Regions from separate parts of the Homo sapiens genome. Here regions 2 and 3 are each linked to region 1. The links are chromatin contacts, found by Hi-C or POLR2A ChIA-PET in ENCODE. All regions are on one chromosome and are shown on one strand. Each heading gives the region's core, a stretch centred on a gene start or an enhancer-like site at or near the end of the contact. The rest is flanking DNA. Distances are from core to core; before and after follow the strand shown. Region 1 holds the start of NABP2 (nucleic acid binding protein 2). Region 2 holds the start of RBMS2 (RNA binding motif single stranded interacting protein 2). Region 3 holds the start of ATP5F1B (ATP synthase F1 subunit beta).

Region 1 (2,979 bases), core at 360-2,859:
TAAATAGTATGGTATTTATTGTGGACATTGGCTAAGCAAATGCTAATGCACATTAATACACACATACACACATATCTTTATGTAATTTGTTTATACACAACAATACAGAGCTAGCTACCTTTTGTGGACAATTTGACAGGTCCCAAAAGGAACTAAAGTTTCAGGCCTCCTTTCTGCTGTCTTCTAGCGGGACTCTGAGATAAGTAAGATAAGAGTAGTATGGCCGGGCGCGGTGGTTCATGCCTTTAATCCCAACACTTTGGGAGACCGAGGCTGGTGGATCACGAGGTCAGGAGTTTGAGCCCAGGCTGGCCAACGTGGTGAAACCCCGTCTCTACTAAAAATACAAAAAAAGTAGCCGGGCGTGGTGGCGGGCGCCTGTAATCCCAGCTACTCGGGAGGCTGAGACAGGAGAATCGCTTGAACCCGGGAGGCAGAGGTTGCATTGCAGTGAGCCGAGATCGCGCCACTGCACTCCAACCTGGGCGACAGAGCAAGACTCCTTTGCCGGGGTGGAGCGGTGGGGCGGGGCGGGGAAGAGTAGTATGGCCAGGTGCAGCGGCTCACGCCTGTAATCCTAGCACTTTGGGAGGACGAGGTGGGCGGATCCCTTGAGGTCATGAGTCCGAGACCAGCCTGGGAAACATGGCGAAACTGTCTCTACAAAAAAAATACAGAAATTAGCCGAGGGTGGTAGTGCGAACCTGTAGTACCAGCTACTACGGAGGCTGTGGTGGGAGGTTGCAGTAAGCCAAGATTGCACCACTACACTCCAGCCTGGGTTACACAGCGAGACCCTGTTTCAAAAAAAAAAAAAAAAGGGACTAACAATGTTTCTCTCTTTGTCGCAGGTTCCATTTCTTCCAAGAAGGGTGAGCCTGCCTTTTGTCTCTGGTGTAAATGCCACTTTTCCCAGAGACCTTGACCAAGCTGGGTAGTGCATTAAAGATGAGAACCCCAAATCAGGAACAAAGATAACGGTTAGAGCAATAAAAAGGGAGGAAACCGTGTGTGCCTACTGTGTGCAAGGCACTTTTTTAAATATAACTTCCGTTTTCTCGTAAGATGGAATTACATATTTTTTGTCTTTTTTTCCCTTTTTGTGGAGAATGGGGTCTCGTTATATTGCCCAGGCAGGTCTGGAACTCCTGGACTCATGCTATCCTCCAGCCTATGCCTCCCTACGTGCTGGGATTACAGGCGTGAGCCACCGCGCCTTGCGGAATTGGAATTACATATGTTTAAATAGTCGAGAAATGAAGTGAAGCATTGAGCCAGGATTCAAACTTTTGTCCGCCAGATTCCGAAGCCCTTGCTCCTTTTCCCATTGTGTCACTCTTTGGAAAGAAACGTCTTAGAACCTAAGTGCATTCTCCCTAGCCAAGTTAAGGAAAACTGGGGGCCCTGTGCGCCTTCTAGTGGTGGATTTTTCCCCCTACAGAGCCAACTATCTCCAAGGTTCCTTTAATACCTGAAATTCGCCCCCTTCGCGGCGCACGAGTCTCTGATCCCGATTGGCTGGGCAGGGCAGGCGGCGGGACGCAGGGCGCGCCCGGGCGGTGCTGATTGGCCGGAGGAGGCCAGCCGGGGGAAACTTCCGGGAATGTCCGCACTCCCGCGTTCCACGGGGCAGCATCCGGCGGCAGCGGAGCCTGTGGCTCCCCCTGCGGGCTGCTCAGCGGCGTGCACAGTCCTGCCGGCTGGCTTGGGTGGGTGGTGGGCTGCGGGTAGGGGAGGGGATGGACCGAGTCCCGGCTTGTCGGGATGAGGGTTCCGGAAGATCTGGCCAGTAAGATTCTACTCCCTGGCTGTGCACCGGGTTCCCTACCCCTGTCTACGTCGGCTCCGCCACTTCGCGGCTTGAGACTAAAAGAGCATCCCGGCAGGGGGCCTTCCAGCCCCAAAGCAGCCTGTCCAGAGACCCCCAAATTCTGATCCTGAAGTTGGAGGCCTCCGGGGATGTTCTTTTTTAATCTTTTAGAAGGGTTAGAGGGGTTGAGGCTGCCTGACCCCAGCCTAATGGGGTAGGTAGGCCTTGGGAAGTGGAGCATGGGGGCAAAGGATCCAAGCATTGAGCCTTCATCCTCTATTCCCCATCCAGTGGGGTGCCGAGGCTCAGGCAGCATGACGACGGAGACCTTTGTGAAGGATATCAAGCCTGGGCTCAAGAATCTGAACCTTATCTTCATTGTGCTGGAGACAGGTGTCTATACTGGGGTGGCGGGTTCGCGGGATGGGGGTCGGGGGCAGGAGGGGAAGAACGCTGTCTGCGTTCTTAACTTGCTATGGGGATGGCAAGGCAAGCTGCAAGACACTCCTCACTCCCAATCTCTTCGACCCTGGGACAGAAAGTTGCAGTCAGGTATAGGGTAGATAGAACTCTTGCCAGATCTAGACCTCCTGTGCGACGCGGGCCTCTTTCCACTCAGGGCCCTCTCCATGGTGCTGGCCCCTGAACTCCCACCTCCACCCTCCACCACCCCTTCCACAATCCCAACCCTTTATGCCCCAGGGATTTGGGCTTTCCCCTGTTTGTACACCTTTTCCCTCATTCCACCAATATCCACATCTCATCCTTCTGAGAGATACCACTCCATTTATTTGACCATCCTCCCACCTCGATTTATCTGTTCCGTTCAGGCCGAGTGACCAAGACAAAGGACGGGCATGAGGTTCGGACCTGCAAAGTGGCGGACAAAACAGGCAGCATCAATATCTCTGTCTGGGACGATGTTGGCAATCTGATCCAGCCTGGGGACATTATCCGGCTCACCAAAGGGTAAGTCAGCTGGTGACTTCTGGCCTTCCAAAGGCAACAACAATCAAGAGTGGGGTTAACAGTCCCTATAACACTTCTGAGTACTGAATTTTGCTTTTTTTGCCTCCCATAGGTACGCTTCAGTTTTCAAAGGTTGTCTGACACTATATACTGGCCGTGGGGGTGATCTGCAGAAGATTGGAGAGTAAGTGCTGTCTTGG
Region 2 (2,914 bases), core at 415-2,914, 300 kb after region 1:
TCATTTATTTATTTACTGCATTTGGCTGCTGTGTTTCCAGTCTCAGTTGCAATTCCCACACTGAGGCTCTCCCACCCTTCCTGTGTCCCCTGAGCTGAGCAGGCACTTCCTGTCCTATTGGAAATGAAAGTTAGAGATTGGGGGTAGGGTATGTATATTTACTCTGCAGAATACTAATACTGTCTGTTCCATTATCATAGCAAAAAAGTGACACGGAAACTAGAATAGAGACCAGAACTTCATTTGAGGGAGGGTTTGGGCTTAATATTTGTTGTCACAAAACAGACAGGGTTAATTTATATCTCAAGAAACTACTTAGGATGGCAGCAAGGTGGCCTTATGAAGGGATTTGAAGGCTTTCATTTAACATCCCTATTGCACTTGGATTGGTAGGGGTTACTGGATATCATTCTTAAGTTTTTGGTTTCCTTTCTTGTTAAGGTTACGCCTACAAAGACATTCTTTGGAAACTAGTAGAGGTAAGTGTTGCAACTCTATTAGGTTCTTGACTCTGAAATTTGTATTCCTTCCTAAGAATTTTGTGTTTTTATTCTGTTGAAGCATATGCTTCTTAAGTATTTTTTTTTTTTAAACAGCTCAAAGACAACTCAAAGCAGACATCCCAACTGTAGACTTCAATTTAGACATAAACTCCAGGTTTGGTGAGTTACTGTAATTGTTTCAGTTTCATGGATCTTAAAGATGAGGAAATAGCAGGGTAAAGTGTTAAATAAGATAGCCTGCAATTGTTAGAGAAATAACAAGGCACCAAGTTTCATGATATAGTCCAGTCTGATAATTCCTTCTTAAGTATGAACTCATTCCTCGGAGAATCTGAAATAGGAGTGAGGGGCATCAGCCCATTGGTATGACCCAAGAGAAACACATCTAAGGATCTGAAACTAGTTATACCCCATACTCTGTTTTGCTTAGCTCTGCTCTTTGGTGTGTTCCTCTGTTTGTTCCTTTGTACATTAAGATCACTATAAATGGGCCAGGGGTGGTGGCTCATGCCTGTAATCCCAGCACTTTGGGAGGTTGAGTGGGTGGATCACTTGAGGTCAGGAGTTCGAGACCAGCCTGGCCAAGATGGCGAAACCCCGTCCCTACTAAAAAATACAAAAATCAGCTGGGTGTGGTGGTGGTCACCTGTAATCCCAGCTACTCGAGAGGCTGAGGCAGGAGAATTGCGGAAGGTGGAGGTTGCAGTGAGCCGGATCCGGGATTGCACCACTGCACTTCAGCCTGGGTGACAGACTAAAACTCTGTCTCAAAAAAAAAAAAAAAAAATCACTGTAAGTGTAAAGTAGGGGAAGCCCTGAGCTTATCTCACACACTCTAACTCTGTTTTTTTTTTTTTTTTTTTTTGCGTGTTCTCCAAGGCAATGTCTCAGGAGCCCCTTTAAAATCAAGCTTGAAATCTTATAGCTGAGATCTAAGGGTGGAAATAAAGCCCTCATTGTCTTTATATGAGAATCGGAACTTGTTCATAGAGGAAAGGGGATAAATTTGAAAGGGGTTAGACCTAAGAACTCTTCTTTCTAGCTTTAACTCCTGAGACTATGAAAAACAAACAAAAAAAAACATCTTGGGCATTAGGACCCAGTGGAAGTGCCTCTGCCTCATTCAGACTCTGTTAACTTCTCTCAGTGACGTAAAGGAGCAGCCCGAGCTCATTCTCTGCCCGCAGCCCCCCTTCATCTCTCTCCTCCTGCTCCTTTTCTCCTCCTTTCTCCTCCCCCTCCCTTTTTTCCTCCCTCCCTCTCCCCCTTTCCCTCGCTCCCCTCCTCCCTCCCTCCCCGTCTTTCTTACCCCCTCCCTTTCTCTCTCTCTCTCTCTCTCGCTCGTTCCCTAACATTAAAGAGAAAATGCTGCTATCCGTGACTTCCAGGCCCGGGATTTCGACTTTTGGCTACAATAGAAACAACAAGAAGGTAGGGAAAAGCGCTTTTTTGGTATCTAGCTACTTCTTTTTCTGGGGATCTTGCAATGCCCTTGGTTTTTACATTCTTTTTAAAGAGGGGAAGGGGCTTCCTCTCTCAAGATTCCTAATTCCTCACCGCGCTTCTCCCTTTTCCACTACTGCTTTCTGCATCTTTCCTCAACTGGTTCTGGAGTTCAGGGAACTTTCAGTCTCTGCGAGGCCTGAAAAGACAGGGGAATTAAAAACAAATCAAGCTTGCAAGTTTGTATCCTTATGAAATGAAGTTAGTTTGACTTCCTGCTGATGTATCAATCTCCACAAGGATAATATGTCATTTCAGACCCTGTCCCCCAGTCCACCCCACCCCACAAGATTATTTTATTTTTTGATTAACTGTTTCCATTCTCTCCCCAACCTTCCCTCCTACCCATACCACCAGTAGTATTAGATAGCTGAAATCATAGATAGTCAGAGAAACCACAACAGTTTATCAAGAGCTGGGTATACTCTTCTAGACTACAGATCCTACCCCACCCAGCCTATAGAGAAGGAGTCTTGAGAGACATCGCACCTTGGGATTAAGGCACAGAGCGCTGTGATACTTTGGATCTTGTATTTGAACTGATACTTGGACCTCTGCAGATAGCCAGACTTTGCAGTGATCCTAGGAGTCTTTATGATTAACCCATGGCTGCCAGAGAATTGTGCTGTCCTTGGGCACATGGGGAGAGATGGACAATCTTGTCCATATTTGACAAGGAATATATTTGGCAGTTTCTGGCATTTCAGGGCGCACAGCATACTGATTAGGAGGAATTTCATGCTGTAGCAGGAAGAAGACTCTTTACCCTCTCTTTGTGTTGTAGCTGTTCTTTGAAGAAAAAATGTGACATAGACATTTAGGGAATCTTTTGCTCATCTAATGGAATGTTGGAGGGTGAGGAACGATTCCTGCTGCTTTCTCATGTACCTAATGAGACCATTAGAGGT
Region 3 (2,870 bases), core at 39-2,538, 420 kb after region 1:
GCTTTAGGAGAACATGTCACCTTAATGTGTAAAACTGCAAATAACAGAAGTTCCTTTGTGCATAGATGCAATAAGAGCAACTTACTGTTTGGTTTTGATGGGACCTCTTTCATCAATAGGTTCTCCAATGACATTCATGATTCTGCCCAAAGTCTCAGGACCAACAGGAATTTTGATTGGTGCACCAGAATCCAGTACTTTCTGGCCTCTAACCAAGCCTTCTGTACCATCCATAGCAATAGTCCTTACTGTGCTCTCACCTGTTAGATACAGGCATCGCAGGGTTATACATAAGGATAAATTGGTATCAAGACCTAAATCGACCAAGACTCCTTCTCAGTACCTAAATGTGGCTTCAGCAAACTCAGAAGAACGAAAGTCATTTTGATAAAATCATCATAGAAGGCAGACAGCTTGGTTTTGGGGATATTTGGGCTACACAAGGTCTTTACTATTCCTAACAAACTCTACTTACCCAAATGCTGGGCCACCTCCAAAACCAGTCTGGTCTCCCTGCCTTGCACTTCCAGGGCATTTAGAATTGGTGGTAGTCCCTCATCAAACTGGACGTCCACCACTGCGCCAATGACCGCCACGATGCGCCCGGTGGCGGCGCCTGCTTTTGGCGAAGGAGATGTTTGCGCCGCATAGTCCCTGACTAACAGACAAAAGATATTGGAAGGAGCTGGGGTCAGGCCAGTTAAAGGTCATCGGAAGCCAGGACTTAACACACAAGGAGAGGAAAACTCAGCCGAAGTCAGGCCTCTTTCCGCTTGTACGGAACGCGTGTCCAAGAGGGAAGGCCGCGCAGCGATCGATAAAGCGCCTGCACAGCCTTCCCATCCGCATGCACAAGACCCCATTTTTCGAGAGTTCAGTACCCCTATTCAACCGGAAGGTCAACGCACCTGCCCGCACCTTTTCCGTCACACAAAGGACTTTATACAAAATGGGACAGAGCTGGGTCGAAGAAACCTCCTATGGGTGTCCCATTCTTGTTCTCCAGCCATTAGAGAGCAAGACGCGGCTCCAGGCATCCTTTTAACACCACGGATCCCTTAGGCCCGAGCTACCATCGTTCCCCGGCTCAAGGTCATGGGGCGGCAAAATGGAACGTTAGCTCCTAGAGAAAAGCACTTACCAGGATGGACCGCCGTCGGAGCGGCCCGCAGTAAGAGCTGAGCTGGGGGCAGCGACGCTGAAGGGGTGAGTCTCCGCAAGGCCCCGGAGGCCGGAGCAGCGGCCACCCGACCCACAAACCCCAACATGGCGTAGTCCGGGTGGAGACTGAAGGCTGCAGCAACCGCAGCCGCCTGCTCTCCTGCCGTTGAGGCGAGGCCTACGCTGCAGTAGGCAGGTCCATTGGGTGAACTGGCTGCTCATCATTCTCTGTGCTGCTTCTACAGGTTAATACACGCTGATCTTCTCATCCATTGGTCAAAACTGGTGCTAATCTGAAACTCCTTTTTTTATTGGACAGTGTGAGGTTAGAGGGCGTCACTCTGAGCCTCAAAACTTAATTGGATCATAGCGACGTCCGTTGGACAGGGTAATCAGAGGAACTACGTTTAGGAAAGGGGCCGAGTTCCTGTTGAAAGTGCGTGGCCTGTCTTTGCCTGTCCTTGGGCTTTCTCCTTAGATAGGTCCTTGATCTAGGTGACAGCCATAGGGGCGGTGGTTAGGGAAGTGGTAGTGCGGTGAAGCACCACTGAAGGTGAGCGTGGCGAAGTCAGGAGCCCTCTTTAGAGCCAAAATAAGGTTTTTCTCTCGAAGTAGTGAGATTGCAAGCTCCCAGGCGATTGCACAGATTAGCAACCTAGACAGGATCTTTATCATTTAAACCTATTAAAATGAAATAAACTAATGTAACCAGTACTTTAGCAGGGCATTGAGGAGACTCAATAATAAGATAAATAAGACTAAGAACCTTCCTTTTAAGGTCCAGGTGAACAAACAATGCAATAATGTGATGGTTCCTGGTTAGCATAAACTGGGTGCACGAAAGACGAGGGGATAAAATTGGGTCACCTAGAGATACAGAATTGTCCACCTTGAAGGAAGCTGAGAGACCTCAGCTATGAAATGTGAATAGAAATTCTTAGGGTAGGCTGGGAGCGGTGGCTCACGCCTGTAATCCCAGTACTTTCGGAGGCCGAGGCAGGTGGATCACCTGAGGTCAGGAGTTCGAGACCAGCCTAGCTAACATGGTGAAACCCCGTCTCTACTAAAAATACAAAAATTAGCTGGGCGCGGTGGCTCACGCCTGTAATCCCAGCACTATGGGAGGCCAAGGCGGGCGGATCACGAGGTCAGGAGATCGAGACCATCCTGACTAACACAGTGAAACCCGGTCTCTACTAACAATACAAAAAATTAGCCGGGCGTGGTGGCGGGCGCCTGTAGTCCCAGCTACTTGGGAGGCTGAGGCAGGAGAATGGCGTAAATCCGAGAGGCGGAGCTTGCAGTGAGCCGAGATAGCGCCACTGCACTCCAGCTTGGGCGACAGAGTGAGACTCTCTAAAAAAATAAAATAAATATATAAAATAAAATAGGCTGGGCACGGTGGCTCACGCCTGTAATCCCAGCACTCTGGGAGGCCGAGGTGGGCAGATCATGAGGTCAAGCGATCTAGACCATCCTGGCCAACATGGTGAAACCCCGTCTCTACTAAAAATACAAAAATTAGCTGGGCGTGGTGGCGGGCGCCTGTAGTCCCAGCTACTCAGGAGGCTGAGGCAGGAGAATGGCGTGAACCTGGAAGGCGGAGGTTTCAATGAGCTGAGATCGTGCCACTGCACTCCAGCCTGGTGACAGAGCGAGACTCCGTCTCAAAAATAATAATAAAAAATAAATAAATAAATAAATAATAA

What was found. A loop is a pair of places that touch in the nucleus more often than their neighbours do. ChIA-PET counts read pairs that join two places held with the same protein, here RNA polymerase II (POLR2A). Pooled maps may share reads with other maps.
Region 2: a loop to region 1 is called in a pooled map, with 2.1 times the contacts of the local background. The contact joins the promoter of RBMS2 here to the promoter of NABP2 in region 1. A Hi-C loop is called at or near these places in 1 of 50 pooled maps. POLR2A ChIA-PET finds 5 or more read pairs at or near these places in 3 of 52 experiments (HEK293, WTC11 and activated T-cell).
Region 3: a loop to region 1 is called in a map of endothelial cell of umbilical vein, with 21 times the contacts of the local background. The contact joins the promoter of ATP5F1B here to the promoter of NABP2 in region 1. A Hi-C loop is called at or near these places in 1 of 168 maps with a recorded cell type or tissue (endothelial cell of umbilical vein), 9 of 37 single-sample maps with no recorded cell type and 16 of 50 pooled maps. POLR2A ChIA-PET finds 5 or more read pairs at or near these places in 7 of 52 experiments (HepG2, MCF 10A, WTC11 and 3 more).

What each region holds. Positions count from the first base shown.
Region 1 is chr12:56,222,733-56,225,711 of GRCh38, forward strand. NABP2 (nucleic acid binding protein 2) reads left to right here and starts at 1,610. Exons shown (of 7, transcript NM_024068.4): 1 at 1,610-1,709; 2 at 2,102-2,203; 3 at 2,641-2,779; 4 at 2,892-2,963. The coding sequence starts at 2,125. RefSeq lists enhancers at 1-82, 83-1,016, 433-727 and a silencer at 1,459-1,698.
Region 2 is chr12:56,520,156-56,523,069 of GRCh38, forward strand. It overlaps RBMS2 (RNA binding motif single stranded interacting protein 2), which reads left to right and starts at 1,665. Exons shown (of 14, transcript NM_002898.4): 1 at 1,665-1,934. The coding sequence starts at 1,869. RefSeq lists an enhancer at 2,100-2,843.
Region 3 is chr12:56,644,696-56,647,565 of GRCh38, forward strand. ATP5F1B (ATP synthase F1 subunit beta) reads right to left here and starts at 1,289. Exons shown (of 10, transcript NM_001686.4): 1 at 1,142-1,289; 2 at 476-658; 3 at 86-260. The coding sequence starts at 1,268. It overlaps SNORD59A (small nucleolar RNA, C/D box 59A), which reads right to left and starts at 406; the gene lies at 332-406. RefSeq lists enhancers at 387-1,097, 1,047-1,376, 1,098-1,806.